Regions from separate parts of the Homo sapiens genome. Here region 2 is linked to region 1. Evidence: read pairs that join two places in POLR2A ChIA-PET (ENCODE). Cell type or tissue: A673. All regions are shown on one strand. Links, peaks and the distances in the headings refer to the core of each region. The heading gives the core; the rest is flanking DNA. Region 1 holds the start of LOC101927259 (a long non-coding RNA gene). Region 2 holds the start of LINC02615 (long intergenic non-protein coding RNA 2615).

Region 1 (16,366 bases), core at 3,321-11,320:
AGAGCATGCTTAGCCCACTTGTTTGGAACTACAAGGAAAATAAGGTCATACAAAAGAGCCCTCTGCCCTTAAAAAAGAATTCTCAATTGCAAATCACTTCTGAGTACCAGTGGGGAAATGCAGTCATTTATTCTCAAGACTGAAAAGAGAAAGGAGACCTTTTTATCACTTTGTGTGTGTGTGTGTGTGTGTGTGTGTGTGTGTGTGTGAGAGAGAGAGAGAGAGAGACAGAAAGAAAGAGCAGGAGAGAGAGAGAGACAGAGAGAGAGAATATGTGTGTGTGTTACCTACCTAAAGCTAATGGTAGCCAATTTTTTCCTTTTTTTCTTGGAATTTTTTTCTTAATCTAAAACAGGCTTGGTGCTCTGGAAAAAGAATTAGAATTGCATTCAAATAGTCAGGCTTCAAGTTGCTTCTGCCTCTGTGTGAAGCAAATAGTAACAACTCACTTCGAAACTCAGGCTCCTGGACTGTAAATGAGGATAATGATACTCACCCTACCAACCTCAGGGACTGTTCTAAGAGCAAAATGAAATGAGACTGAGCTCTGAAAATGCTTAAATGCTTTTCAAAGTAGAGTGATCGTGCTTTCTGTAGCATCAAAACAGTCCTCTATAAATGGGCAAAGTCAAGGCATGGACTGGATCTGACAACAGAGAATGGCTTGAGGGCTGGAAAAAGAAAAAAATGCAAATGCCCCAAATCTCTGCTTCCCTTACAGTGTGGAAATCGCCCCATAACACACTGCACCAGGTAGGGTTAAATTGATCCCAAATGTTTCAGGAATTTTTAATGCCCTTCGAAGAGACATTTCCAATTCTTCATCTGCCCAAAGTAATGCTGCTAACCTACTATCTGTCAGTTTCCTCAGTGCTTTGAAGATTTTTCTAAAGTCATCTGACTTGGTTTCCCTTTGATTTCAAATTCCTGCTTATTATATGTATGACCTTGAGCCTTTTTAACTCATCTGAGCCTCTCTGTTTCCTCATCTATAAATTGTGAATAAGAAGACGTTACTGTAGGATTATTAGAAACTTTAGAAATAATACTTTTAATACCAGCATAGTGCCTGATCCATAGGCATCCAGGACATGCCAGCTAAGATCATTGATTATTGTTGTCGTTTTTAGTATCATACAGTAGAAAGAACAACATCTTTGAAACCAGACAATCCCGCATTTAAATCAGCTCTGTCACTTACGAAACGTGTAATCCTGAATAACTGAAGAAAACTTTTTGAAGTTCAATTTTGAGATAATGATGGATGATTTCAGACTTTGTGAGAATTTCAGAGGTATCGGCAGTAGGTTGAATGGTGAACCCTCCAAAAGATATATCTATGTTCCAAACTCAGAATCTGTGAATGTGACATTATTTGGGAAAAGGGGGTTTTGCAGATATAATTAAGTTAAGCATCCTGAGATGAGATCATCCTGGATTTTCTAGATAGGGCCTAAAGCCAATAATGAGTGTCTAAGACAGAAGAAGACACAAAGAAGAAGAGACGGGAATGTGGTCACAGAGGCAGAGACTGGAGCAATGCAGCCACAAGCCAAGGAACACCTGGACCCACCAGAAGCTGGAAGAGGAAAGAAGGGATTTCTTTTTCTTCTAGAGCCTTGGGAGGGAGCATGGCCCTGCTGACAACTTATTTTCAGACTTCTAGATTCTAGAACTATCAGATAATAAATTTATATTGTTTTAAGCCACTATGTTTGTGGTGATTTGTTCTAGCAGTCCTAGGAAACCAATGCAGTATTTAATACAGAGTGCCCGGTACAATGTTGGCATGTGACAAGCACTCAGCAAATGGTAGTTGCATAGTGAGTTCTCCTCCTGTCCCCACTACCTCCTCAATGAGTAAATGCCTGAACAAATCCATAGGCAGCCATCTGAGAGCCTGACTCCAGGGAGCAGGGGGTACAGTTAGCCTCAGCCCATGCTAAAATAGAAGCCTGACCTTAGTTTGGTTAATGCCACACTCTACCACAGGCAATTGACACCAGGGCTCTCCCATTTTATAATAGCGCAGATCCAGTCTCATTATGCATTAAAGAGTTTGTTCCCCTAAAACTCTTACTGCCCCCAAAGGTTTAGAATTTAAAAATAACATCGACAATCTCTGTTCAAAAAAAGTGAACAATATACTTAAACGTTCTTCTTGTAACAATAGCCTGCCTCTTCCTGAAGTGCTATAAAAATTCAGGGAGCAACTTCACCCAGTTGTGAGAGATAAAAGAATAGCAACTAAAACGGGCAGTCAGACCAAGGCAGGGGGGCAGCCTGTTGTCTCTGGGTTGAAAACCATCCTGAATGCTAAAAGAAATCACTCTAAAGAGGGGTGTGTGGGTGCATATTGACAGACTTCAGAAGCTGAGGTTTCTGAGTTTAGCCTCCTGAATGAAGCAGGACTTTTGACATACTACCCCCTGGGGCCGCTGCCTTAGGTGTGATGCTATTGGAGCCAAGGATCTGTCTATGATGGGGTCCAAAATTTACACACCACGGATGAGATGGAGCAAACATGTGGAGCTTTTTTTTTTTTTAATGTTTCTATAACAGATTCCAGCTTCCTTGTGAATCCACATCCTGTAGGGCAATTGTTATAGCGAACCTTTATACAGTGATTGCTGTGTGTCCTGGCACTCTTTTCAGTGCTTGAGATATATTAACCATTTAATCCTTACACTTCCTAGGAGGAAGTACTATCAGGATCCCCATTTAGAAGATGAGCAGCGAGTGACAGAGATTTAAGTTATTTGCCCAAGACCACATAGCTAGCAAACAGTGCCAATTCAAGAGCAGGTCATCTGACTCAAGACTTTATGCTCTTTGTCACTATACTAAACTGTGGGAAATAGAATTAAACTTGCCAATTAACATGATCTGCCCATCTCAGGTTTACACTTTCAAATGAAATCAATTTCTTTTGAGTAAATGCTCAGTCAGGTCCTCACACTTATGGGAGAGGGGCTTCTGGTGGCTGTACTGGTCCCTGAGCAGTGGGTGGACATCTACTGCTGGGAAGCTCTGTAGTCTGTTCTCAGTTGGTCTCTTTCCCTGGCTGGTCTCTGGCCTTGGCAGCATCCTGCCTCTGGCTGCCTCATGCCACGAGACGGTGGTCACGAGTGTCCATCGGGGCCCCTCTTCCACAGGTATTGGACATACCCCCACAGGTCCCCTTCTGCTGGCATTGAGCGTCCTGTGGACCCTCACCCCAGCCATCCACTGCCCCAGCTTTGGCACTCAGTACCTTTAGCTGGCCGAGCAGGCTTTTGGTCTTCTCTCTAGGCCCACCAGAAACCCAGGAGTCCTTGCAAAGCCAACCTCGGCTCCCAGGAAAAGAAAAGGACTACCTTTATCCTTTCCAACTCATATCATCCTCTCTGGACTCTCATTAGGCTACCAAGCCTTTTCCAAACCACCATCAGACGTGCTCCAAAGGGTTGTACAGTTTTCTCAGTCTACACTCAGGGAGGTTGAAATGTAAACATTACAACTCAGATGTGCAAAAAAAAGAAAAAATATGTAGCTCTTTCTTATTTTCCATTATCTATCCCAACTTGCTATGGGGCCCCATTCCCAGTCAGTAGCAGAGACAATTAAAAAAAAAAACTTAAACCTCAGTCTCTTCTGCTTTTAGGAAAGTCTCTTTCAGTTTAACTCATTCTTTTGGGGGTAAATATTCAATCAATTCAAAGTTAAATTCCTTCTCAGTGCTGATTTTTTCAAATTTCTCAAGGGGGCCCTTTTTTCCCTCTTCCTTTCCAAGACGGCCTCTCAGGAGTGAGGGAGGTTGAGAGTGGGCACATTAGTTCTCCAGAGAGCAGGTCTTCTTCAGGCTGGTCTGGTCTCTGATGCCCTCTGCTGGTATCCGCCAAGGTGTGGCTAGTCGTGCCTGGCCCACTGCTGGACTCTGGGGTCCCTGCCATTGCCTCAAGATGTGAAGCCTCTACCCTTTGTGATTACCTTGTCTTGTCCCTAGGCCTCTGCACAGTCACTGTTTTATCAAAACTTCTGTGAACCCCTTCCAGGTTCATGTGGAACCCTGGGTTCTCCTACATACCATTTGGAGACGCTGGGGACCAGTATTAAAGAAAAATTATCCAGACACTTGTAAAAATGGTAAGGAAGACTTTATTCAAGACTGCTGTAGTAGAGATGATATCTGTTGCAATAGGAGAAAGACATTGGGTTCAACTCTGAATACAGTAGAGATAGCTTAGGATTTATAGTCAATGAGCAGAGTGAAGGAGTCGGTGGATGAAAAATTACTAAGAAGAGATATTAAGAGTAGGGGGGACTCTTGCTAAACTGGCCTTACAGAATTCTTGCTAAAGGCAGGCTAAGGACTTACACATCAAAGTGAGGGATGAGGAACTTGATCAGATATCTAGGGTGGGGAATGATTCAGCAAGATCCTTCGTTAAGACTGGGCTATGCAGCCCAAAGTCAGGATGAGACCAAGGTCAAGGTCTAGTCAAGAAAAGGACTCAGAAGAGCCTGACCAAAGTTTGGTCAAACAGAAAATCTTTATTACCAGACAGCATCTCAGGCCAATCTATCTGAACATCCATCAGACTGGACATTCTCAGACTCTCTCGCACCCGCAGTATCTGTGGTTTCTATCACCCTCCTCTTCTTCGCCCTTTGATTTAAGTCTGGAGAGTTGGAGGTGCCTTTCCAGGGACCTAACAGCATCCCCACCCTGAGCGAATTCCCTCCAATCTCTCTGCTTTCTCTCACAGAGGAAGCCTTTCTACTGATTCTTCCTTTCTTGTATCTTCTGTCCTCTCTATGCTGTGCTCATAGTAAAACTCTAATCCAAGTTGGGTTTTGTATGTGAAAGAGAGGTCTGAGAATAAAAAAGAACTCCTTTTCTCTCTCAGCAAAGGCTAGCTGAGACAATATTATTATCTTTCTTTGGATTAAATGCTACTTGGGAAGACAAAAACTAAAGCTGACACTTTGTTTTCCTTTATATTTCAACAATATTGATCATTCCTGACACAATAAACACCTCTAACTGGATGAGGACGGTCACACAAAAGGAAGTTCAAAAAAGAAACATATATTAATATATTTCAAAACTACTTCATTCCCATGGCAAATCTATAAGTGCTTCCTAAGCCCACACTCTGTGCCTTCCCTCCCCATTCTCCCTGCAAAGCTATGATGATGCATATTTTTCTGATAGTTTGAAAGACATTTGAAGAATTCACATTTCTTTCTCCACAGCACAGTGATGGACATTGAGGAAGATATTGTATATTTGTTCACTCAACACTCATTCCAACGCTCTCCTAGTTTGCCTTTCTATCTACTACAGGCTGGAAGGTAAAAGAATTGTATTTTCCATACTTTCTTGTGGTTAGGAATCTGCATGTGACCTAAGCTCTACACCCACTCCCAGCCCACCCCAATGAGACCCTTGGAGGTGGAAGTGAGTAATTTGAGGAAATGGCTGAATTCTCAGTGAGACAGGCTTTTCCAATAACAGTAGTGAAAGAAGCATTTGGGTTTCCCTGGGGTAGCTGTGGAAATATGTCTGCCATCCAGTCCCTATCACACGGGCCGCTAAGAACAATCCCATGGTTTAGTCGGGCAGTCTTCTGGGTGTGTTGTACTTGGCTGCTCTGTTCTTGGTCATGGAGCTTCTAAGAATGTTTCTGTTCAGAGATTCTGTGAACTATCTAATACTCTTTAACATACGCTTTTCTGTTTAGACTGACTCTAGTGGAGCCTGCTGTCTGAAACTCCGAAGTCTGACCAAAGCAGCAACCCCCTCTCCATTATCCCTGTTCCCCCTCCTCTCACGACATAAACAAAAGTGTAAGCATGGAAATCATAATTAAAAAAAAAAAAACAAAAAAACTGAGCCGGGCGTGGTGGCTTACGCCTATAATCCTAGCACTTTCGGAGGCTAAGGTGGGCGGATCACAAGGTTAAGAGATCAAGATTATCCTGGCCAAAATGGTGAAACCCCGTCTCTACTAAAAATACAAAAATTAGCTGGGTGTGTTGGCACGCGCCTGTAGTCCCAGCTACTCGGGAGGCTGAGGCAGGAGTATCACTTGAACCCAGGAAGCAGAGGTTGCAGTGAGCCAAGATCGTGTCACTGCACTCCAGCCTGGCGAGAGTGAGACTCTGTCTCAAAAAAAAAAAAAAAAAAAACTGGAGGGTTCTTTGTCTTAGTCAAAGCTATCTTGGTTTTAAATAAGAGACATCAACTCGAGCTATATTTACCTAAAAGAGAAATTCATTAGAAGGATGCCAAGAGCTATGTAGTGCTCTGGAGACTGGAAAACCCTCAGGGGACAAGAAACCATCTGTCTTTTCTTCTCTCTCTTTTTTTTTTCCTCCATGCAAAGTTCCGAGTTTGTATCAAGTTTCAACCACAAGGGCAAATTATTCTCAGTGCCAATTCCAAATTCTTGAAATAAAGATCGAGCCTAGAAGTCAAGTTGTCCACTCCAAGCTAATCAATTATGGCTAGAGAACTGCATCGCACAGCCAGGCATGGTGGCTCACGCCTGTAATCCCAGTACTTTGGGAGGCCGAGGCAGGCGGATCATGAGGTCAGGAGTTTGAGACCATCCTGGCTAACATGGTGAAACCCCATCGCTACTAAAAATACAAAAATTAGCTGGGCACAGTGGCAGGCGATTGTAATCCCAGCTACTTGGGAGGCTGAGGCAGGACAATCGCTTGAACCCTGGAGGTGGAGGTTGCAGTGAGCTGAGATCATGCCACTACACTCTAGCCTGGGCAACAGAGCAAGACTCTGTCACAAAAAACAAACAAACAAACAAACAAACAAACACAGAGAACTGCATCGCACAAAAATATGGCTGTGGAGTAGTGGTGAGCACTCAGAAAATTAGAATAAGATGACAGACACTCCAAACTGTTACCCCTTAGATATCTGTGTTTAGAAATCTTACCAGAACTCAAACATTTCTAGAGTTTAATAATGCTTGAGTGGTAATCAGGTAGTTACAATACAGCTCAATGTACTTTGAGCTGCTGAAGCCTCCCCAAGACTTCCCTAACACTTTTGGGAAACCTCTGGATGGGGAATTTTGTGAAACCACTAGACATCAGCGGCTTTGCCCTTAATGGCTATGGTGGCCATTATCCTGACTTTCCGGGAGCTTGTCTCATTCACGCCACCTTCTTTAATAGTTTACTACTAAGTCCATGTGACACACAGCTTGCCTGGGAGGAAGTCCAAGCCCAAGGTGAAGACACTGTAAGATGTATTGCTCTGATTTTCCTTTTCCAAAATTTTAATGAAGATCCCAAACATGCCACAGTGGTATATTCTAAATCCTTAGATCCTGTAAAGAGGGCACCAGAAATCTCAAGTCAAACATATAACCAGTTTTACCCAACTACAGTTCTCACCAGACAACTCTATAATGGTAGAATTCAGGTCCTCAGTAGGGCTGGGATTGACTGGCTTAAGGGATGTTTAGATTCCTCAGTGAGGCTAAGAACTATGATCTAAAAACACAAGGTCTCAAACATGCACAGAACAAGATGGGATGTTCCCTACTGTCTTAGAATTTTGACTTAGAGCCCCAAAGCTGGGGACAATAAGTACTAAGTACTCACACAAAATCTAAAAGACTTAAAAACACATGGCAATAGCAGTCCAACCGTTATCATTCTGTCTAGACTATATAAGATTAGAAATTTAAAAATAAGATTATTTGAAGAAACTATGTAGGTATAGAGAAGTCTGATACTTTATCTCAAGAGACACATTCATAGGGACAGGCAAGCATGCAATAAAGAGTTGGTCATCTTACTCCTTACCTGGGTTTTTGCAAAGCTTCCCAAACTCATAGGTCTAACCTCTACTTTCCAGTAGAACAGACCTGGTACTCCAGGGGACCCTACTACTATAAAACATTTAGATCCTGAATAAAATAAAATTTAAATTACATGGCTAGACTCAAATGAAATAGGAGAAAGCACCCAGGGTGAAAAACAATGCCTAACTAAAATAAATCTCTTGATTTGAAACCACAGCAAGTGAATGTGCACCGGTAAAAGATAGAAGCTAAAGATGGTCCAGGCATTGATTTGGGGCTAGAGAGTAGATTAGATTCCAAGATAGAGCAGGGTAAAAGGAGCCCAGGCTGTAGGTATACTACCAAAGGTCACAGTAAATAGCCACAGCCTAGGGCCCTGGGAGAACTCCAAGGATACAGAGATGGAGATTAGAACAACACTGACAGATAAGAGGCATTTCCTAATCCCTCCTCCCTGGTGCCACATAGAGAAGGAAGAGAGAACCAGGGGCGACAAATGAGGAACAAGGAAAGAAAAAACAAAAACAAGAAAGGAAAGACTACGCTGCCCTTCCCTACCGAGATTACTGAAGCTCCCATATCAGGGTGAGGCCTGATATGGGAGCAGGGAGATTTAACTCCAGCAGACCTTAATACTACACTTAAAAGCAACTGCAAAGCCATGAATGAGGAAGAGAGATCCAAGAGCATGATTGCAGGCAATGACAGGAGAATAAATTCCATTGAGTTCTGGCCAATCAGTAAATAAGTTACTTCAGATATAATTGTTTCACATGATTGTGTGTAAACTTTGATGAGATTCCATGAAGATGCCCTAAAAATTAGCCTGGGACAAGGAACTCAGGAAATCTTTTCTCCAAACAAAGAAAGCAAATCTCACGGTCTGTGTTTACACGGTCTGTGTTTACACGGTCTGTGTAGATATCACAACCCAAATCAGACCCACAGGAAATATGCTTTAAAAGTTGTCTGATGTAACCCATTTAAAGCAAAAGATGATTCCTTTTTTTTTTTTTTTTTTTTGTCATAAAGAAAATGGCTCTGCTATATTTCCTCCATTTCTGGTAGATTTTTGTCTTTATTGATAAGATAATGCATATTTGAACCTCAAAAATTTGGAAGCACTGAAAGAAGGGGTGAAGGGCAAGTGATGGGTTTAATGGAACAATGCAATTGTGTGAGAGTTCGTTATAGAATTAGGGGAGCGAATCATGTATGTTGTTACTTCTGTGTGATCACAATGTCAAACAATCCAGCCCACATTTGAAGGAAGGATAAAAACTAAGATTAATGTGAATGAAATGAATAAAACCAATCACAAGTCAGTGGGCCTCAGGATGTTACATAGTAATATGTCATAAGTATAATATTTTCTTTTCTTTGTAGAATTAGATGCTAAACCTAGAAGATGAAGTTATTTTCATGAAATCATTTCTGAACTACTGATTTTAGACACAACTCCTCTTATAAGTACTCACCATTCTGAAAATAAATGCTTAGTTTGAAGTTATTCTGTAAGAATATGTCCTCATATCTAAATTACCCCAAACTTTACATTTTTTTTAAAAGAGATGGGGTCTCACTCTGTTGCCCAGGCTGGAGTGCAGTGGCATGATCATGGCTCACTGCAGCCTAGACCTCCTGGGCTCAAGCAATCCTCCTACCTCAGCCTCCCGAGTGGCTGGAACTACAGGCATGTGCTGCCAGATCTGGCTAATTTATTTTTTAACTTTTTAGAGATAGGGTCTTGCTATGTTGCTCAGGCTGGTCTTGAACGGGGGCTCAAGCGATCCTCCTTCCTCGGCCTCCAGAGTAGCTCCGATTGGATTACAGTCATGAGCCACTGTGTCCAGCTCACAAACTTTATATTCTCAAGGCTTCACATAATGAGGCTAAAAGGTTCTTGTATATTCTCAGTCATTTTAGAAGAGACAGAGGGAGTTGGCTGAAGGAAAGAGTTCCTCTTACCCTGAAACCTTCGTTACGACAGACAAACGTCTGGCAGCTTCAGCCTTCCACAGATACCTTACATTTACATAGTATCTGGCAGTGTTCAAAGGGCTTCAGTAATGGTGCAGGAGTTACAGCCTTGAATCAACTGAGGAGGCAGAATCAACCAGCTCCAAGACTATTACAGACAAGCTTGTGGCCTCCAGCAAGCCATGCAGTCTCTCTGAGCTTTAAGCTCCTCATTTATAAAACAAGGACATTACATATACCATCTCGACATCTTTTCTAGGCCTAGGATTCAGCTGTCTTGCCCTCCTAGCAACGGAGTAATACAATGCCGCCACTCTGGCAACTGAGCAGAGGTTGGGGAGTTTGGCAAGCTGAAGAACATGTTTATGAGCTCAGAGCATGGTTAAGGCTGACGTGCAAGTCGTTCAGACAAAGCAGAAAGAAAACCACTTTCAGAATACTCTTTGTGATGTGTATGCAATTTACTTCCTAAAAAAAGACAGAGTATTTTCACGGCTGGTGTGAGTCCAAACTTGCCATAGTCTCAGGCAATGCGTCTGGCTATTTTAAAGTGCTAAGAAGTTTAGTGACAAGTGCCCTTCCATTTCATCTTTTTCAGAATTATTAGGCTTTGGGGATGAGGAGAAGATGTGGGGGAGGGGAAGCTTGAGTAATCCTTTCAGGAGCTTCTTCTTACTTTGGCACACGGACAGTTCTCAAGAGGAAAGAAGATTTTTTTTTTTCAACCATATAGTTTTCCATGAACAGGAAATTCATAGCAAAACATTTCCCTTTGTTTTGAGGTAGTCACCACACCACAACACCCAAGGGCCCATCCTGAGAGAGTCATCTGTAGATCTTTGTATTTTAGCCAGCATTCCTTGCCATATTGTTTATATAAAACACACACACCCCCCTAAACTCATACATCTAAATTCACACATGGAGGAAATTTAAATGCAAATATTTTTTCATATACCTATATATGTATACTAAAAGCAAGTTCATATAACAAGATTAGTCACAATTACGTAATATAAAAATTCTGACCTTGTTCAAGTTACCCTAAGAATGTAGTACTGTGATTGTCAACTAAGGTCATGGGCACTTTGGTATGTCTGAGAAAGCTCTGTAAGTGTGCTAACAAATTTTGAACAACATGCAACATTGATTTTGGTGACATCTGCGTAGGAAGCCTGTTCTTACGATGTCCATCAGATGGACCACAGAGCTCAATGAGCAGAGGCAACATGATGTAGAACAAAGGAGCAACTTCTGGGAATAGAACATAGGTGGTGACCACATGAGGCCTGGAGAATATAAGTCAGATCAATACATTGTTCTATTCAACAGTAGCAAAGCTTATCACTTTTCTTATCACTTTAAAATTGATAAAATTTATTGATAAAAGTGATAAAGTTTTTATATTATAGAAATGATTGTTTTATTTTAAATTTCTTTTTTTTAGACAGAGTCTCGCTCTATCACCCAGTCTAGAGTGCAGTGGCACGATCTCGGCTCACTGCAACCTCCGCCTCCCAGGTTCAATCAATTCTCTTGCCTCAGCCTCCCAAGTAGCTGGGACTACAGGTGTGCATCACCACACCCAGCTAATTTTTGTATTTTTAGAAGAGATGGGGTTGTGCCATGTTGCCCAGGCTGGTCTTAAACTCCTGGCCTCAAGTGATCTGCCCACCTCAGCCTCCCAAAGTGCTGGGATTACAGGCCTGAGCCCTGGCGCCCAACCAAAATGATTGTTTTATAATTGTTGTTGACTTGTTCATTTTTAATTTCTTCAAATACACTGATAAGAGTCTTAACATTTGCAAATATGTTATAAACACAAATAAGGGTAAGAAGCATCGTTATAAGAAAGCATTTTGGGTTTGGTCCTGACTTTCCTACAGTGTCCCAAACATCAACACCCCTTATGCTCTGGTGTGTCTCCTGGGGCTGCTGAGCAATCCAGGTGCCTCCTGAGCTTGCAGAGGTCATAGAATAAGGCTCTGCCAAGGAGGGCTTGAATGTCTGCTGAAGGGGCAGACATTCCCCCTATCTCTTATCCAGGGAAAAGGGGTCCCTGGATGGAAAAAGGGAGCCTGAGATAGATAGAAAGGGAAGACTCATCACTCTCTGGGACCTGGCCTATGGCTAAGTGGTAGAGGTTGATGATTTCCTCCAATAGAGGCAGAAACACAGTTAAGAGTTGAGTCTTGCAAACCAGATAGTCCATTTTTATGTTCTCCTTAGTATGTAGTTTTCTTTTGTTATCCCAAACTTTTTGGTGCCTAAAAATTTTGTTTAAAAGTTCTAGTTTGCAAGGCACAGTGGCTCATGCCTGGAATCTCAGGCTTTGGGAGGCCAAGGTGGGGGGATTGCTTGAGGCCTGAAGTTCGAGGCCAGCCTGGGCAACTGAGTGAGAACCCTTCTCCAGAAAAAATTAGCTGAGTGTGGTGGCATATGCCTGTAGTTCCAGCCACTCGGGAGGCTGAGGTGGGAGGATTACTTGAGTCTAGGAGTTCAAAGCTGTAGTGAGTTATAATTGTGCCAGTGTACTCCAGCCTGGGGAACAGAGCGAGACCCTGCCTAAAAAAAAAAAATAGTTCCAGTTTGGTCACAGCCATGCTGTGTGTTTTGGAAAATAAAGGAGACAGTTGAGTTTACCTTTGGATTAAACATTATTGGAGGAGTGTTCTGCAGAGATTAATGTGGGGACAACAGCACCATAAGCAAGAAACCCTCAAGGGAAAAAGGAACCCCAGGAACAAGTTTTGGCCATGATACTTAGCTGTTCCTCCCAAGGTGCAGATTCTTTCTTCGTTGCTAAGCCTTAATGGATTAGTCTTCAATTTTACCAGCGGGTCTTGAAAGCTCCTTTACACACATGTAAGGAAGAATAGGGCGTGAGTCAGTAAATTTGGCATCATAAGAAAGTTTGGACAAAACCTAAAATGTTAACACAACAACAATTAACAAACTCTCATGAGACCCTGACAGAGGTTAAATTGCTAAAGGAATAGTAATTTATTCATGTTGCACTTTGGCAATTATTTGTAGATCTTGAAGTAGTACATCATCTGGAAATACCATTTATCATTTTTTTAGTGCTTAAATAGGATGTTTAATAGGGACAAATCCTCAGTTTCCTAAATCAAGAGTATTAAATTCCACAGCTTAAATTATTTTATTAAATAAGTGTCTGCAGTGTTGCTTGTGAAAAAAAAAGTGGCCACAATTCCTAAAACTGAGCTGGGAGTTTGAGTCCAGTAGCATTTTTGTTTACGGGGATAAGAAGGGAAGCCAAAATGAAAGAGGTGAATGAGAAGAGAATCCACATTCAGAATTCACTTTCTTAAAAACCAGCAAGAGTGACCCCCAAAGCCATCACAACTGTTTTGTCTATCAAGACTGTGTCATTGAATCATGTAGACACATAGGCCAGGCCAGAACTCAAACTTCTCTGAAAAGCACTGATTTTTTGTCCTTAACAAGTCTAAAACAATAATCCTCCCAATTGCAAACAACAGTATCACCGTATTTTTATCCTAGTCATCTTCATTGATGCCTATAGTGTAACATCAAGAAGTATAATCTCCATGTAGTGAAGAGCTTGATAATAAAAATCTACAAAATGCATTTCTGTATACTAGCTCCTAAGTTATAACTGATATTTATTCTAAAGTAAGAGATGGAACCTTTCCTTCCCCTTCTCTACCCTGAAGATATAAAAAATTTACAATTTGAGAAACCAAAGAAAATCTTAAAGAAATGTTATAATGTATAAATTATAGCTACCAATACTCAAAATGAGTCAAGAATGAAAAACATTCCAAATACATACCATTAATAATGTAATGTCACCTTAATTTTGAAGTTTATGTAATTGATGCTTATATGTTGAGATTATTTCCCCTAATAATAATAATGGATTTGCATTGACCTGTTATTATTAATAGGGAAAATAACCTACTTTTTAGGGGCCCTTTATAAGCCACAACATGTTTTTTAAAGATGGTTAAAATTATCTTTAAGTGAGCAGGAATTGAATCAATGGTCATGGCCCCATTAGTGTGATGCTCCATCAACCGAGTGCAGCTGGAGAGCTCATATGTGTTTACTGATGTGGTAACAGGAGGGGGGCAAGCCAGCCTCATCTTGTGCATGTCAGTGCCCTTGTTCAGACTGCACTGGACAGTTGGCATCATTCTTACCTTAACTTGTGTTCAAAACATTATTTGTTAGCAGATGATATCTTTCTTTTTGAAGATTACTGGCATATCCATTGACAGGGTGGGTGAATGGGCTAGTAAACATAAATTTAAGGACTCAAAATTATTTGTTATTACAGCTGGAAGGAATTGAGTCAAACATCAATACTCTACAGATGAGAAAACTGCAGTGTGAGGAGGTTAAGTCCCTTGCCCAAGGTCATGGAGGTATTAAGTGCTGGAGCTGGGACTAGAATTACATCTTCTGTTTCTGCACTGGTCTCCACAGTGAAGGCTGCTGGATTCCACACTGGTATGTGGAGGAAATGACTTGCAAGGGTAGAAAGAAAGAAGCTTTGATCTCCCAATGGCTCAGAACTTCTTTTAAAAAGTGATTTTTGTTGGCATGACCGGGAACACTGCCCTGGCAAGTCTCTGTTGCCTGACCTCCTCTATATAAACCCAAGCCATGGTCAAGGGAGCTAGGAGCTCTGGCTGCCTTGAGGGTCCACATCTGGGCAGGCACCAGGAGAATTGCTCTGAGGCTCAGGCTCCTGACAATTGTACATATACCCGGGGCCTACATTCAGAATTCTTGTCTGCCGATGAGGTTCAAGGGCCAGTTGTAGTGCCAAATCAGGCCCTGGAGGTCCCCCAAAGTGCTGGCCATTAAGTCTTTAGTTCCTGGATTTAGAGGAGGCCAGGGAGGAGGTCCTAGAAGTGAAGGCCAGGGTACACTTGGGGTGGTGTAGAGTATTCAGTGGGTCTCATGCAGTGATTTACCAACTAATGGATATTTCAATAATTAACAACTAGTACATTTTACTAGCTTATACAGCAGTCCTAAAATCAAGCCTGCATATGCCCATTTCAGATGAAATACTCTTAATGAGATACTCAGTTTAGAAGTATCCCAAGGAGTAAACTCAGTTTTATATGCTGGTGCAGGAAATGTTACCCAAAGTATGGGATGTGCCCTGGGAACCTGGGGCCCACACTGAATCATAGTGTGTAGGTCCCCAATCCACCCACCCCAATCTCTCATTTATAGGCCCCATACCCCCTACCCCTGCCAACTCATCCATCCCTTCAACACACACACACACACACACACACACACACACACACACACACGCATGCATACACAAGGCAAACATCACAAGCAATTCTCAAAAGAAAATTACAGAAGAACATGAGCCTAAGGGTGTATGTGTATAAGGGTCCTTGGCTTACATATGAGTCTCTGTCTTTCTCTCAGCTACCTCATTCACCTAAACATCTGTTAGGAGCTTTGAGATTCTTTAAACCTGCATGAGTGACACCAGGAAAATTACCCCATCCTCAAACAGGTTTGGGCTCTAGGAATGATTCTGCCCAGCAGCCCATCTTTCCATCTAGTTGAGACCGAGCAATGAAGTCAAAGAACATTCTTTGGTCAAATATGTTTTGGCCTGGATTTGCTAGAAGAGCTCTTTGGACTTGCTGAGAACTCAATTACTGAATCTTCTTTCATTTAGCTTTTGTGTTTCCTGGACAGAACTCAAGAGGAAGATATTATTGTAGTGGGGTTAAACAAGGTCACTCTAGTCTGAGTGACAGACAATAATAACGAGCCCCAGAAAGGTACCTGTTTTCCAGGGTGGTGTGATCAGTATTACACAAAAATCTTGCAAGCCATCTTTTACGAGGCCAGCAAGATCACAGAAGGCAATACCCAGTTTGCTCAGAGACAAGCTGTTTGCTAATCAAGTTTTCTTATACTCAGAACTATGGAAACATTTTCAAAGGTATTATTCTCGGCAGGTTTCCAATAATTCAACATTTCCAGACTTATCCAAATGGCTTCTGAAATATTTGCTGTTTGTTGAGAGCAGCTTTCAGGATGAGGTAATTAAAAGAAACCTATCAATTTGAGATTTTTTTTTACCGTGAGTAAATAATGTTGACATACTGTTCAAATAAACCCACAATTTACTGCAATCTGTTTTTAGAGAAACCCTCCACTTTAACCTCCAAATAGGAAAAAACGAAGAGACTTTCCTCTTCTCATTTAATCAAGAACATATGTTCAAAGATAATACCGGAGGCTTATTCTGGGAAGCGTTCTGCTCTTCCTCCGACAGCCACGCAGCGAGCTCACGAGGCAGCCTCCACACATAATGAAAGCAAACGCCACCATAAATCTCCCGCTCGGCGGAGGTCACTTCAGAAAAATCGCCCGCTGCTCAGATAAGCACCAGCTTTGCTGAGGAACATGGAAGGGGGAAAACACCGACTGTGATAAACACCAGCAGGTAGGCTCCAAATGGAGGCCAACCCAGGCAACTCGGAGAGAAGGGAGCCGGGATGAAGCAGGTGTGTGTGCGTGTGTGTGTTTAC
Region 2 (16,366 bases), core at 3,346-11,345, 140 kb after region 1:
GAGAAGCATCAAATAGACGCAATAAAAAATGATAAAGGGGATATCACCACCGATCCCACAGAAATACAAACTACCATCAGAGAATACTATAAACACCTCTACACAAATAAACTAGAAAATCAAGAAGAAATGGATAAATTCCTTGACACATACACCCTCCCAAGACTAAACCAGGAAGAAGCTGAATCTCTGATAGACCAATAACAGGCTCTGAAATTGAGGCAATAATTCATAGCTTACCAACCAAAAAAAGTCCAGGACCAGATGGATTCACAGCCGAATTCTACCGGAGGTACAAGGAGGAGCTGGTACCATTCTTTCTGAAACTATTCCAATCAATAGAAAGAGAGGGAATCATCCCTAACTCATTTTATGAGGCCAGCATCATCCTGATATCAAAGCCTGGCAGAGACACAACAAAAAAAGAGAATTTTAGACCAATATCCTTGATGAACATCGATGCAAAAATCCTCAATAAAATACTGGCAAACCAAATCCAGCAGCAAATCAAAAAGCTTATCCACCATGATCAAGTGGGCTTCATCCCTGGGATGCAAGGCTGGTTCAACATATGCACATCAATAAATGTAATCCAGCATATAAACAGAACCAAAGACAAAAACCACATGATTGTCTCAATAGATGCAGAAAAGGCCTTTGACAAAATTCAACAACCCTTCATGCTAAAAACTCTCAATAAATTAGGTATTGATGGGATGTATCTCAAAATAATAAGAGCTATCTATGACAAACCCACAGCCAATATCATACTGAATGGGCAAAAACTGGAAGCATTCCCTTTGAAAACTGGCACAAGACAGGGATGCCCTCTTTCACCACTCCCATTCAACATAGTGTTGGAAGTTCTGGCCAGGGCAATCAGGCAGGAGAAGGAAATAAAGGGTATTCAGTTAGGAAAAGAGGAAGTCAAATTGTCCCTGTTTGCAGATGACATGATTGTATATCTAGAAAACCCCATCGTCTCAGCCCAAAATCTCCTTAAGGTGATAAGCAACTTCAGCAAAGTCTCAGGATACAAAATCAATGTACAAAAATCACAACCATTCTTATACACCAATAACAGACAAACAGAGAGCCAAATCATGAGTGAATTCCCATTCACAATTTCTTCAAAGAGAATAAAATACCTAGGAATCCAACTTACAAGGGATGTGAAGGACCTCTTCAAGGAGAACTACAAACCAGTGCTCAGTGAAGTAAAAGAGTATACAAACAAATGGAAGAACATTCCATGCTCATGGGTAGGAAGAATCAATATCATGAAAATGGCCATACTGCCCAAGGTAATTTACAGATTCAATGCCATCCCCATCAAGCTACCAATGACTTTCTTCACAGAATTGGAAAAAACTACTTTAAAGTTCATATGGAACCAAAAAAGAGCCTGCATTGCCAAGTGAATCCTAAGCCAAAAGAACACAGCTGGAGGCATCACACTACCTGACTTCAAACTATACTACAAGGCTACAGTAACCAAAACAGCATGGTACTGGTACCAAAACAGAGATATAGACCAATGCAACAGAACAGAGCCCTCAGAAATAATGCCACATATCTACAACTATCTGATCTTTGACAAAGCTGACAAAAACAAGAAATGGGGGAAAGATTCCCTATTTAATAAATGGTGCTGGGAAAACTGGCTAGCCATATGTAGAAAGCTGAAACTGGATCCCTTCCTTACACCGTATACAAAAATTAATTCAAGATGGATTAAAGACTTAAATGTTAGATCTAAAACCATAAAAACCCTAGAAGAAAACCTAGGCAATACCATTCAGGACATAGGCATGGGCAAGGACTTCATGACTAAAACACCAAAAGCAATGGCAACAAAAGCCAAAATTGATAAATGGGATCTAATTAAACTAAAGAGCTTCTGCACAGCAAAAGAAACTACCCTCAGAGTGAACAGGCAACCTACAGAATGGGAGAAAATTTTTGCATTCTACTCATCTGACAAAGGGCTAATATCCAGAATCTACAAAGAACTCAAACAAACTTACAAGAAAAAAACAAACAACCCCATCAAAAAGTGGGCAAAGGATATGAACAGACACTTCTCAAAAGAAGACATTTATGCAGCCAAAAGACACATGAAAAAATGCCCATCATCACTGGTCATCAGAGAAATGCAAATAAAAACCACAATGAGATACCATCTCACACCAGTTAGAATGGCAATCATTAAAAAGTCAGGGAACAACAGGTACTGGAGAGGATGTGGAGAAATAGGAACACTTTTACACTGTTGGTGGGACTGTAAACTAGTTCAACCATTGTGGAAGTCAATGTGGCAATTCCTCAGGGATCTAGAACTAGAAATACCATTTGACCCAGCCATCCCATTACTGGGTATATACCCAAAGGATTATAAATCATGCTGCTATAAAGACACATGCACATGTATGTTTATTGCGGCACTATTCACAATAGCGGACTTGGAACCAACCCAAATGTCCAAAATGATAGACTAGATTAAGAAAATGTGGCACATATACACCATGGAATACTATGCAGCCATAAAAACTGATGAGTTCATGTCCTTTGTAGGGACATGGATGAAGCTGGAAACCATCATTCTCAGGAAACTATCGCAAGGACAAAAAACCAAACACTGCATGTTCTCACTCATAGGTGGGAATTGAACAATGAGAACACACGGACACAGGAAGGGGAACATCACACACCAGGGCCTGTTGTGGGGTCGGGGGAGGGGGGAGGGATAGCATTAGGAGATATACCTAACGTTAAATGACGAGTTAATGGGTGCAGCACACCAACATGGCACATGCATACATATGTAACAAACCTGCACATTGTGCACATGTACCCTAAAACTTAAAGTTTAATAATAAAATAAAATAAAGACTTCAATCTAAGACCTCAAATTATGAAATTGCTACAAGAAAATATTGAGGAAACTCTCCAGAACATTGGTCTGGGCAAAAATTTCTTGAGTCGTACCCCACAAGCACAGGCAACCAAAGAAAAAAATGGACAAATGGGATCACATCAAGTTAAAAAGCTTCTGCACAGCAAAGGAAACAATCAACAAAGTGAAGAGACAACCCACAGAATGGGAGAAAATATTTGCAACACCCATCTGTCAAGGGATTAATAAGCAGACTATATAAAGAGCTCAAACAACCCTATAGGAAAAAAATCTAATAATCCGATTTAAAAATGGGCAAAATATTTTAATAGACATTTCTCAAAAGAAGACATGCAAATGGCAAACAGGCATATGAAAAAGTGGTCAATGCTACTGATCATCAGAGAAATGCAAATCAAAATTACAAGATATCATCTCACTCCAGTTAAAATGGCTTTTATCCAAAAGTCAGCCAAAAACAAATGCTGGTGAGGATATGGAGAAAAGGGAACCCTCATATACTGTTGGTGGAAATGTAAATTAGTACAACCGCTATGGAAAACAGTTTGGAGGTTCCTTGAAAGACTAAAATAGAGCTATTATGTGATCCAGCAATCCCACTTCTGGGTATGTACCAAAAGAAAAAAATCAGTATACTGAAGAGATATCTGCACTACCATGTTTGTTGTATCACTGTTAACAACAGCCAACATTAGAAGCAACCTAAGTGTTCATCAATAGAAGAATGGATAAAGAAAATGTCATACTTATACACAATGGAGTACTATTCAGCCACAAAAAAAAGAATGAGATTCTGTTACTTGCGACGACATGGATGGAACTGGCTGTCATCATGTTAAGTGAAATAAGCTAGGCAGATAAAGAAAAACATCACATGTTCTCACTTATTTGTGAAATCTAAAAATCAAAACAATTGAACTCACAGAGATAGAGAACAGGATAGTTACCAGAGGCTGGGAAGGGTAGTGGGAGGGCAGGGAAGAAGTGGGGTTGGTTAATGGGTACAAAATAAAATAGAAAGAAAGAGTAAGACCTAGTATTTGACAGCATAACAGGGGCACTATAGTCAACAATAATTTAATTGTACATTTTAAAATAACTAAAAGCATAATTTTAGTTATTTTAAAATAACTAAAAGAGTAATACAAAGGATAAATACTTGAGGGGATAAATAGCCAATTTTGTATGACATGATTATTATGTGTTACATGCCTGTACCAAAACATCTCATGTACCTCATAAATATGTACACCTAATATGTACCCCTCAAAATTTTTTAAATTATTTTTTAAAATGCAACCCCATTCACAAAAGCAACACAAAGAAGTACCTAGCAATAGAGCTAAACAGGGAGGTAAAAGATCCCTACAACAAGAATTACAAAATACTGCTGAAAGAAATCAGAGATGACACAAAGAAATGGAAAAATATTCCATGCTCATGGATAGGAAGAATCAATATTGTTAAAACAGCCATACTGTCCAAAGAAATTTATATGTTCAATGCCATTCCTATCAAGCTACCAATGACATTTTTTACAGAATTAGAAAAACTATTCTAAAATTCATATGGAACCAGAAAAGTGCCCAAATAGCCAAAGAAATCCTAAGGAAAAAGTATAAAGCTGGAGGTATCACACTACCTAACTTCAAATTTTACTACAAGGCCACAGTAACCAAAACAGTATGATACTGATACAAAAACAGACACATAGACCAATGGAACAGGTTAGAGAACTCCGAAATAAAGCCAGAAACCTACAACTGATAATCAACAAAGTCAATGAAAACAAGCAATGGGGAAAGGATGCCCTATTTTATAAATGGTGCTAGGATAACTGGCTGGCCATATGTAGAAAATGGAAACTGGACCCCTTCCTTACACCATATACACAAATTAAGATGGATTACATACTTAAATGTAAAACCTAAAACTATGAAAACCCTAGAAGAAAACCTAGCAAGTACCCTCTGGACATAGGCCCTGGCAAAAATTTCATGACAAAGACTTCAAAAGCAATTGCAACAAAAACAAATATTGACAAGTGGGATCTAATTAAACTAAAGAGCTTCTGCACAAAAAAGGGAATTATCAACAGAGTAAACAGACAACCTACAGAATGGGAGAAAATATTTGCAAACCATACACCAAAGGTCTACTATCCAGAATCTATAAGGAACTTAAATAAATTAACAAGCAAAAAACAAACAACCCCATTAAAAAATGGGCAAATGACGTGAACAGACATTTCTCCAAAGAAGACATACATGCAGCCAACAAGCCTATGAAAAAAAGCTCAATATCACTAATCATTACAGAAATGCAAATCAAAACCACAATGAGATACCATCTCACACCAGTCAGAATGGCTATTATTAGAAAGTCAAAAAATAACAGATGCTGGTGAGGTTGTGGAGCAAAGGGAATGCATACACACTGCTGTTGGGAACGTAAATTAGTTCAGCCACTGTGGAAAGCAGTCTGGAGATTTCTCAGAGAATTTAAGACAGAACTGCCAGCAATCCCATTACTGGGTATATACACAAAGGAACATAAATAATTTTCCCATAAAGACATGCATGCATATGTTGATCACAGCACTATTCACAATAGCAAAGACATGGAATCCACTTAGATGCCTATCAATGGTGGACTGGATAATGAGCATGTGGTACATATTATATACCACAGAATACTACGCAGCCATAAAAAACAGTGAAATCTTGTCCTTTTCAGCAACATGAATAGAGCTAGAGGCCAGTATCCTAAGCAATTTAATGCAAGAACAGAAAATAAATACTTCACGTTCTCACTTATAAGTGGAAGCTAAACATTGAGTACACATGGACAGAAAGAAGGAAACTAAATACCTGGGCCTACTTGAGGGTGGAGGGTGAGAGGAGGGTGAGGATTGAAAAACTACTTGTCAAGTACTATGCTTATTATCTGGGTGATGAAATAATCTGTACACCAAACCCCCATCACATATAGTTTACCCATGTAACAAACCTGCGCATGTACCCCTGAACCTAAAATAAAAGTTGGAAAGGAAAAAAAAAAAAAGAAGAGAATGCTAATGGATACGGGAATATGAAGCAGCCACTGTCCCCAGGGCTGGGATACAGTGCCCAGGGAAGGGTCCCCAGCCACTTCCCAATCCAGGGTTGAAATCCATACCTCACTGAAGAAGGAAGAATCCAAGTTCAGTGAATGGCAGAGATATCGCTGTGGTGTCATACTGACCAAACTTGCTGGAAACCTGCTCTCTGGAACTTGCTGGAAATTCCTGACACTTTTTAGGGTGTCAGGAAAGGCGTTCACAGGGAGATGTCACATTGGAGCATTCCACAAAGTCACCCAAGAAGAGGTGAAAGAGTACGCTGCTGGCCACTGGGTGCTGCTGGTTGCCAGCAGGACCCAGGTGCTGGAGAAACCACAGGCATTCCAGGAGCTTGCATATAAAAATGGTCAGACCAGGAAGCAAAGCCCGTTCCTCCTATCATGTCTCTCATGCACCCTCTACCGACAAAGATTAACATGGTGCCATCTGGCAAAGAAAAATATTTAAAGGGCCCATATCCATTTTCTCAGAGCATGCAATGAAGAGTGAATTTGTAGCTGTGAGGCAATAAATTGATACCCTATATGTCCTTCAAGACGAGAACATCACCTATTCTTTGCTGAGTTTGGTTCCAGAAAAGTTCAATGTTGTAATAATTATCTTCAACAAAAATGCATAGTTTGTTGGTGTAAATTCTTCCAAGAAGCATATAAAAGGGTGGTGAAAGGATTGTGGAGCTTTCCAGATCCAGAGACCCGCTATGAAGGATATCAGCTGCAGCCACGTGCCTCATGAGGATCAGCACAGAGTAAGAGAAGCCATGCTGATTTATCCTGCATCTGCTCCCATCCTCTGAGGACACCTTGCTGCCCATCAGATTTTACATTCTTGCCTAACTAATTTGAGAACATAATCTAAGCTTACTCTATGTGTATACTGTTGTCTCCTCCACCGAGCTATGTTCTACTGAAATGCTACAGCATGCCATGGAATGTTGTGCAACCATTACACATGTTATTTAAAAAGAGTTCATGATTAAATGGAAAAATGCTTGTGTTATAATTATAAGTGAAAAGGGTAGGATGCAATATTATAATATGTGAAACAAACAACACTACATAGAAATAAAGAGCAAAAAGAAATACCCCCAAATCAATCACTATCTTTAGGTGGAATCAGAGTAATTTTCTTCTTCTTCCTATTATTTTTCTGTAATTTATGTATTTACTATAGTGACCACGTACTGGTTATACCTTTGGGACAAAACAATCTATCTAACAATAACAACAACAACAATAAATATATATATATACTTTTAATTTATTTATTTACATTTATGTGTGTATCTTGAAGTCTTAAACTGAGCCAAGGTTTGGGAACCAGAATTTGACAGAGTTCCATATAGAGTATCTGAACCAGTTCTTTATAGTTTACACAAGCTAAGGCGACTGCGACCCAATAGCAGTTTGGCCAATTGAGATAGACAAATTGTCTACCCTAATGAGATAGAAAACGGCAATATATTTACCAAAAAAAATGAATTCCATTCCCTGAACTTTTAGAATTATTGAGATCTATACACATATTTGAGTAGGATATAAGAGAATATCAAATATAAAGAATTAATAAAACAAGCAGGAAATAAAATATTAGCAACTTTCTTCCTTATCAATGAGACAAGCCAATCTCCTTATAGTTTTAACAGCAGTTTGGGGGAACCGTCTAAACACTGCACTCTTAATTTAGGCACATATTTCCTGAAAACTTATATTTACATTTGCCAAAACAAAGCAGTAATTTCCCCCCAAACCATGGCTATTGCTAGAACCATGAACTTCTAAACTCAACCTCCATAATTCCTCTGCAGAAACTGGCAGCCACACCTCTCAATCCTATAATAACGTGTAAGAAAAAAAGAAACCACATAATATGAAAGATATTCAAATAGCAAATAGTAAGGATTATAAAATTACAGACTAAGTATCAGACTCTACACTATCTGTGGACTCTGTTTCCCAGCACATCGTTTTTTAGGAGCAGATGATCTAAACAGCCCAGCTGAATGAAACCTACTGGAAGGCAGTGGATGACCTCATGACATCTAAGCATCCCTTCCAGTTCTAGGACTCCATTATTTAGCAGAGATCTGATGCACAGGGAACATGTTAGAAAGAAGCATTCAGTCTGTAACAGCATTTTAAATGGAAGAAAACTTGAGTCTGTGAGGAAGAGGAATGCTAAGTTGATCTCAGTTCGCCTAGGAATGTCCTGGTTTTAGCACTGGAAGTTCTCCATCTCAGGAAACCTCATCATTATGGGAAAACCAGAATGGCTAGTCATCTTACTGTTTGGATCTGACAAAGATTAGCTTCTTTGGGTTCCCGTGCAAATTAAAAGCTTTAATTAACTAAGCCTCATAAACCTTTAAACTAGTGATACTGATTTCTGCCTCTTTCATCCAGCTCCATGTAAGCACATTCTCATTATCGCCCACACAAGGGCTGGACTCTATGGGTCCTTCCGAATGGAGATCAGGAGAAGCTGTGAATGGTTAAATCCTGAAAATGTTTGAAAAAGAAGCTTCTTCTTACCTTTATTAACTATAAAGTGGCAAGCTCTCCAGGAGAAACAGGCCTTCTTTGGGGGGTTCTCTGACTATATAACAAATGTGTTCCCCAAATCCTATAAACTCACATTCAATTATTGATGAATGTTCTCTTCAGGACACACTATTCAACAACCCAGATTACTCAATAATCAATCCTATTATTTACTTGCTACTTTTTAAAGGCAATAAAAGGGATACAAATACATGATCTACACAATGCTTTATTTTCCTGTTTCCTCTCAGCCACTTCTCTCTGGTGTTTCCATGTCTCTATCAGTCTCTGTGATTCCCAGAAAATCTCCTTCTCCATTCCCAGCCTACGTGGTTTTCTTTCCTTCTTCTCCTTCCTCTACTCTCAGCATATTAGCCTATTTCCCAGAAAGAAAGAGCTCCTTTTCATGAAGAGGTGGGAGGAGGGGATAAATTGAATTTGGAATTACAGGATTTTCTTTGGCAGTCTAGGAAAGATCAGAATTTGAGGACATTCCTGCATTAAGTATTTCTGTTCCACAGCACTCCTAATGTTGGTAAGTGTCTGACACAGATACCCATAGCATGTTAGTGCTAAAAAGGCACATAGAATGCATGAGCTCAGTCCCCTAATTTTAACAAGTGGGAAAATGAACAGAGACATTAAATAACTTATCCAAGGTCACAAAATGTCCTTTCCTTGCTATATGACTTTAAATCCTGTGACTTGTGGTTTTCAAAAGGAGTAGCTGTCAATGCCCTGCAGACAGAGACTACCAGAAATACACGTGTAGTTGAATCATGTGCTGTGGCAAGAGAGAACACACACAGTGAGGAACCATGGAGTGTCTCAGTAAGAAAGTATTAGAAAGGATTTAGTGTAGAATGTTGGTCCTGTTAGGTGATTTTTGGGAGGGTTTAAGGAAGTGGACTTTGCTGTTGATTGGATACTATCAGGAAGCAAAAGTACTTCTATGACTAAGTATCGTGATAAATCTTATGTGGAAAAAGGGATGAAGAGAGCCAGGCTAAAGCCATAATTGGTTTAAAAAAATCAGCAGTCATTCATATTAGCCAGAATAAAGGGATGTTTGGTCAGTTTTGTGTCTTGGACAATGTCCATAATTTATCTGTGTTGAAACATAATTACACAATGGTCTTGGTTTTTTTCTTTATCCTTCACGATCACAGAGTGGCCTTGTCTAATGCTGATATCCTGTGAAAATGTTTATTTCAGCAGGAGAACACCAAGAACTCTTGCTGTCTGTCCAGCTGCTGGATGTTGGGAACTGCTTTTCTCATTCTCACAATAATAAAACTACCATCTATTGAGCACTGTCAGTATTCCAGGAAAGTTTTACTCTTCATCACCAACTGAGGAGGTAGATACTATTATGATTCTAATTTTCATAAGAAGAAACAAAGGTTTGGTGAGGCTGGTAATCTCACAGCAAGTAGATGGGCAGAGCTGGGGCTCAAAACTGGGCATCTTTCTGCAGGGTGTGTACTCTGATCTGCTCCATGACACTGCAAAGCATGAACTGGAATATTGGGGTCTGGGGAGTTAACTCATGGAGATCTGTGGAACATTTTTGCAGTAAATACAATGAGGAGAATATTTATTCAGGGATTGCAGGCTTCAACGAACAACTGGATCATGAGACACTCAGGATGGAAGAAGAAAAAATGTGGAAAAAAACCCAGCTGTGACATTTTGACCATGAAACCCTTCTTGGGAATAGTCTAATAAAAGGAAAGCTGACTTATTGTTCCTTAACCAAAGAATGACTTTTATGATTTAGAATATTATTTTAAACTTGATTCTCTGTTTCCAGTGTGAATTTAAATCAACTGACAGGAGAAGGAAAAAATCAGCAGCAACTCCTCCAACATAGAGTAACTCAGTGTAGTCAAATGATGAAGCAAAATTGTTCAGGGCTTTGTGATGGGAGCAGCAGGCACCTGGCAGTACCAACAACTTAATCATAATGATCAAGAGGAAAATATGGTTATTAATAGCCTTATAAATGCATTTATTTTTCAGAATCACCTTTGGAGTGAAATGAAAGAATGAAAATCAAATTAACAGACAAAGGCCCCCATTCCACTGTTCCCACACACTGCCAGGTCCTCCTGATTTCAGTAGGTGTTCTGGGCACAGAGAAAAAGCAGGAGCTCAATATTGATCTATTTCTAGTATTAGAAAGAATTCTTCTCTTAAATTTCAAGGCAGCCAAAATCCTAGCATTACAGCAGCACTATAGCCTGTGCTTCCCTTAATAGATCCAAGTAACAGCACTGGGATAGAATATACACTCCTTTCTCAAATGAAAGAAAAAGAGAGTTATTTCAGATGTGGGGTGGGAAGTGCTGGGGAGGTGGTTTGATTAAATAAAAGGGAAAATGGGGTGTAAGATATAGCTCTTCAGCTATTGCAGCTCTTTTATTGATCTGTTCTTATCATACACATTCACTTTTTCAGGTGTCATCATTCAACAACTTACTGTGCCAGTACTATGCAACAAGCACTGGGCTAAGCTCTAGAAATAAAAAGTCGTTTAAGATTTGGTCTATACCAAAATTAACTCAAGATGGATTAAAAACTTCAGTGTAAAACCCAAAATTATAAAAACTCTGAAAGACAACCTAGGTATACCATTCAGGACATAGGCACAGGCAGATTTCATGATGAAGATGCCAAAAGCAATTGCAACAAAAGCAAAAATTGACAAATGGAATCTAATTATACTAAAGAGCTTCTGCACAGCAAAAGAAACTATCAACAGAGTAAACAGACAACCTACAGAATTGATGAAAAATTTTGCAAAGTATCCATCTGACAAAGTTGTATTATCCAGTATCTATAAGGAACTTAAATTTACAAGCAAAAAGCAAACAACCCCATTAAAAAGGGGGCAAAGAACATGAACTGGCACTTCTCAAAAGAAGACATACATGTGATAAATAAAGCTCAACATCACTGATCATTAGAAAAATGCAAATCAAGGGCTGGATGCGGTGGCTCACGTCTGTAATCCCAGCACTTTGAGAGGCTGAGATGGGTGGATCACGAGGTCAGGAGTTTGAGACCAGCCTGGTCAACATGGCGAAACCCCGTCTCTACTAAAACTACAAAAATTAGCTAGGCATGGTAGCACACGACTGTAATCCCAGTTACTCAGGAGGCTGAGGCAGAGAACTGCTTAAACCCGGGAGGCGGAGGTTTTAGTGAGCCAAGATTGTGCCACTGCACTCCAGCCTGGGCGACAGAATGAGACTCTGTCTGAAAAAAAAAAAAAAAAGAAAAGAAAAATGCAAATCAAAACCACAGTGAGACACTATCTCACACCAGTCAGAATGGCTATTAGTAAAAAGTTAAAAAGTAACAGATGCTGGCGAGATTGTGGAGAAAAAGGGATGCATATACCCTGTTGGTGAGAGTGTAAATTAGTTCAACCATTGTGGAAGACAGTGTGGTGATTCCTCAAACACCTAAAGAGAAATACCATTCAGCCCAGCAACCCCATTACTAGGTATATACACAAAGGAATATAAATCGTTCTATTATAAAGACACATGCATGTGTATGTTTATTGTAGCACTATTCACAATAGCGAAGATATGGAATCAATCCAAATGCCCATCAATGATAGACTGGATAAAGAAAATGTGGTATATATACACCATAGAATACTATGCAGCCACAGAAAAGAACAAGATCACATCCTTTGCAGGGACATGGATGGGGCTGGAGGCTATTATCTTTAGCAAACTAACACAAGAACAGAAAACCAAATACCACATGTTCTCAGTTATAAGTGGGAGCTAAATGATGAGAATACATGGACACATAGACAGGAACAACACACACTGGGGCCTATTGGAGAGTGGAGGGTGACAGTCAGGAAAAAAACTAACCAATACTAAGCTTAATACCTGAGTAATGAAATAACAAAGCCCCATGACACACGTTTACCTATGTAACAAACCTGCACATCTTGCACATGTACCCCTGAACTTAAAATAAAAGTTAACAAAAAAAGACTTGGTCATTGCCCTCAAAAGTTCTATTTTGATTGTGTCTCTCATTCTTTTTTGCATAACACCTTGGATATTGCCTTACAGGTGTTTCCTGTTAATGACAATTACAATGATATTGATGATGATAACAATGCAAGGCACAACTGTCCACAAGTATAAGTGGCAAATATAAAAAGGGCTTATCTCAGAAAAACTTTTATTCATCCAATAAGTTGATCCATAGTGAGCAACTATTTTGTGGTATAGATGCCACTCTGGGCTCTGTGAGAAGTACAGAAAAGACTTCCATTCTCAGGAAGGCCTGGTGAATCTCTAAGCCCATCCTGGAATGAGCAGAAATGCCCAGGTCAGCCTTTGGTTGCTCCAAATCTCAGAAACGACTGATGGACAGTCAAGATTTGGCCTTGCTGCCTCTGTTTCCACCATACCTCTAAGGTGGAATGGAAATTTGCCCAGGGAAGTAGCAAGGAACAAATAACAACCACATTAAGTACTTTCTTGTTATTCTCTAGGCAACAGTACCAAGGAATGCATTGTACATCACACATTTTCAAGGTCATACATTCGAGGCGACGTTATTCCTATGCCTCCCCAGAGGACAGTATCACGTGAAAGCCACACAATCATGCCAACCCATCTTCTCCAGCATGAGGCTTTAAGAAAGATGTGCCTATATGGGAAGTGACTGGATTACATCATTAACTGAAGCAACTGGTTTCATTTCAATGTGTCAATGAGCATTGTGTGGACTTAGAGTTATAGGGTTAAGTGATAAGAACATGGATAATTTCCTAGATATTTTCTAGGAGCAAATAGTGATCACTGGCTGTGGAATGGATTCTTTGTGGATGCACGTAGCTTCCTCTGCCCCAGTAAAAGGGGGGCAGAGGCCCTGTACCCTGTGGCCTCCTGGACCACCCCATGCCACTACCACCACCACCACCCCAGGTCATATCCTTGCAAAAACACCTGCTTTTCTGGATTCCCAGCTAGGCCACCTAATGCAAATTTCCCAGCAGCCTTAGCCAAGCCCCAAATTCTACATCTGTTCCACTTTTCTCTATTCCAGATCAGCACGATATCTTCACGTTTGCTATTGTGACCACTGTTGAACCACAAAGACAGGATGCATATGACTAAAGACATGCTTTTTTTTGCACAGCACATAGAAGGAATGGTCTTGGATTAAATCTAGAGTTCTTAACTTCAGTAATAAAGAAAAGAAGATGGATCTCTACTGACAACTGGGATCAGAACCTCAAGAATCTCTTTAGCAAGTCTCCTCTATCAATCAAAAGGAGCTGACAAGGAAAGAAATTAACGTTGATTGAGTACTTACTATTTGCCTGGCCCTCTCTTAGGTACTTTATTATCTATTTATCCTCCTATCAGTCTGGCAAGTTCATATTACTATACTCAATAAAATCTACAGAACATTCTGGAAGCTCAAAGAAGATAAAGAACTTACCTAAGATCACACCAACTAGTAAGTTAAAGAACTGGGCTTGAAGCCCAGGTGTATGCAATGCCACAGATGTTTACTACAAAGGAGGATCATAGGGTGAAAGACTCTCCCTCAGGATCATAGTCAATAAAGTCAATAAGTCATTCTTACTTCTTCTACAAACCTGACATAGGAGCAATGTATTCTAACCTCTTAGATTATCTAAATACATTTGTGATTTCATTAAAGCAAAATAGCAATTATGTACTTGAAATATTTATAAAATAAGTCAACTACATTTGAAAGAAAATGTAAAAGCATTGCAATTAAACAGATTTGCACACACTGCAGGGTGTTTTTCTAACAAAAGGAGTAAGGAATAATGCTGCTAATAAAAACAATGATGATCTTGTTTAAATGTCCTAATAACTCATTTAGTGCTGTTCTGAGTGAAACTGTATATTAGTAATTTCGAATAAAGTCTTTGATGAAAGATTAAATATATCTTCTGCCCATTCTCCTCTGCAAAGCTAGTGATTCAAATGGGCTAATTTGTTCCCTTTCTTCTCATAAAATGTTTTAAGTAATCTATAAATGTTTTTCTCCTTCTATTCATATTGTAAGAGGAACCAAGTGAATAATAATGAATAAGAATAAGGAGTTATACTGATATATTGGAAAGTAATGGGTGCCCCCACCATCACTACCACACACATACATACTTTGAATTCTCATTTGGGCTTCCAGTAAGAAACAGGAAGCTCTCACATCTCAGAGCAAATATTCCCTCTGGAAACTATATTAAATAGGAGCTATCCTAAAACAATTGTCTGGTCACTTTTGAAAAAATTATCATGCTAATTAATAAAAAGTAAGGTTTTATTTTTCCCAGAAATCTAAAACTGTACAATAGCTTATATATTTAGCTCTTCCAGAAGAAATTAAGTTTGGCTGATTAAATTCTATACTGAAAATTTTCTCTTTAGCATTTCAAACTTAACAATATACAGTATTTGTAATGCTTCTAAGCCTGTGTGGGGAAAACAGGCCAAGCCATTTTAATGTCTTTTGGGATACAGGGCACATAGGTTGTTTTTGACATAGATCAAAACAACTACACTCTGTGAAATGGGTAACCTACAGGAACAAACATAACCTTGGCTAACATATGAGATTGTTCATGAAAAATACTCCTGTTTAGAGGACAATATTGGTTAGAGAGACCTTTGTCTGCAGCATTGTACTGAAATTCCTAACGCAAAGCAAAACGTCCATAGTACTTATCATGCTTTCTACAGGTAATTGGCTGCCTTCTCAGCTCCTGTGGGCCTCTTAAGAAAACAGAAAACACCTTATTTTTTCTTATTACTCAGTTCCCAGTATCAGGCATTCAATAAATATCTGTTTAATGCAACGAATGACTCCATCAACCAACATTCACTCTAAAGTAATTTCTACCTTAGTGTTCATATTTCTGATATTTTCTTCATCAGGTATGACCTGACAAACATTCTAATTTCAAAAAAGCTGGTCATGTCCTGTTTCTAAAACCCTCAAAGCCAATTATGATGTAAAATATGTTTCAGGCTCAGAGAAATGAGCATCAAGGCATGTCATATTTTCTCCATAGAGAAGCCTGGCAAAACCAAGCCCAATCCCTTTCCAGTCCAGGAGCTGCAAAATTCCCAAAGAGAAAACCAAAACGAAGAGAAGCAGAAGTCCTAAATAATCTACCTGCTCCAAGTTAAGGTGAAATAAAAATCTGAGCTCCTCAAAAAAAGATGTAAACCCACTTGGAAGGTACAGCATTATCCACAATGTACCAAGGATGTCTACCCAGAAAAGACATCTCCCTCACTGGATAACCAAGCCAACTAAAGACGCCAGCCTTTTAGAACAAATGGGTTATTCTTTGGTGGTGACATTAGAAGTGTAAATTTAGGCCGTATACTAATAAAAGAGACTGATTTATTTTCAGTCCGTTTTTCGAACATTTAAATCAAGACTTTTCTCTCCTGCCTCTGGGTTAAGGGCCTCCCTGCTTCCCAAGCCTGCCTGTTTCAGGATTTGCCTTTGCCTCCTTCCATTAGTCAACTATTTCCCCTCCAACCAGACTGAGTCCCAACCACAACATTGACACTCACTCCTGAACTTTCTTCTAGGCCAGGCCAGAGTCCCAGTACAATTTTAATCTACACACCTCATTCTCAGAGCTCAGCCCAAAAAAGCACACATCATCGAGGACAGGGTGGAGAAAAGGTGACATGTGGGTGATCCATGAGCAGAACAGAAATAGAAAATATACGATATTTCTTCCAGGAGCTG

Evidence for each region. ChIA-PET counts read pairs that join two places held together with the same protein. Peaks named below come from ENCODE experiments on the same cell type or tissue, not always from the same donor. Only the 100,000 strongest peaks of a DNase experiment are listed, where the experiment ranks them.
Region 2: POLR2A ChIA-PET joins it to region 1 with 17 read pairs; 3 of 35 experiments call an interaction of 5 or more read pairs at or near these places.

The regions. Positions count from the first base shown.
Region 1 is chr4:128,553,277-128,569,642 of GRCh38, reverse strand. It overlaps LINC03140 (long intergenic non-protein coding RNA 3140), which reads left to right. Exons shown (of 2, transcript XR_007058268.1): 2 at 356-1,710. It overlaps LOC101927259 (a long non-coding RNA gene), which reads left to right and starts at 16,090. Exons shown (of 3, transcript NR_187927.1): 1 at 16,090-16,281. RefSeq lists enhancers at 2,679-3,179, 3,180-3,680, 16,211-16,280, 16,301-16,366. In A673, for the core only: a CTCF peak has its summit at 3,881 (motif pointing left); a DNase peak (open chromatin) is centred at 3,852.
Region 2 is chr4:128,418,027-128,434,392 of GRCh38, reverse strand. It overlaps LINC02615 (long intergenic non-protein coding RNA 2615), which reads right to left and starts at 6,377. Exons shown (of 9, transcript NR_125882.1): 1 at 6,095-6,377. In A673, for the core only: CTCF peaks have their summits at 6,244 and 6,446; a DNase peak (open chromatin) is centred at 6,422.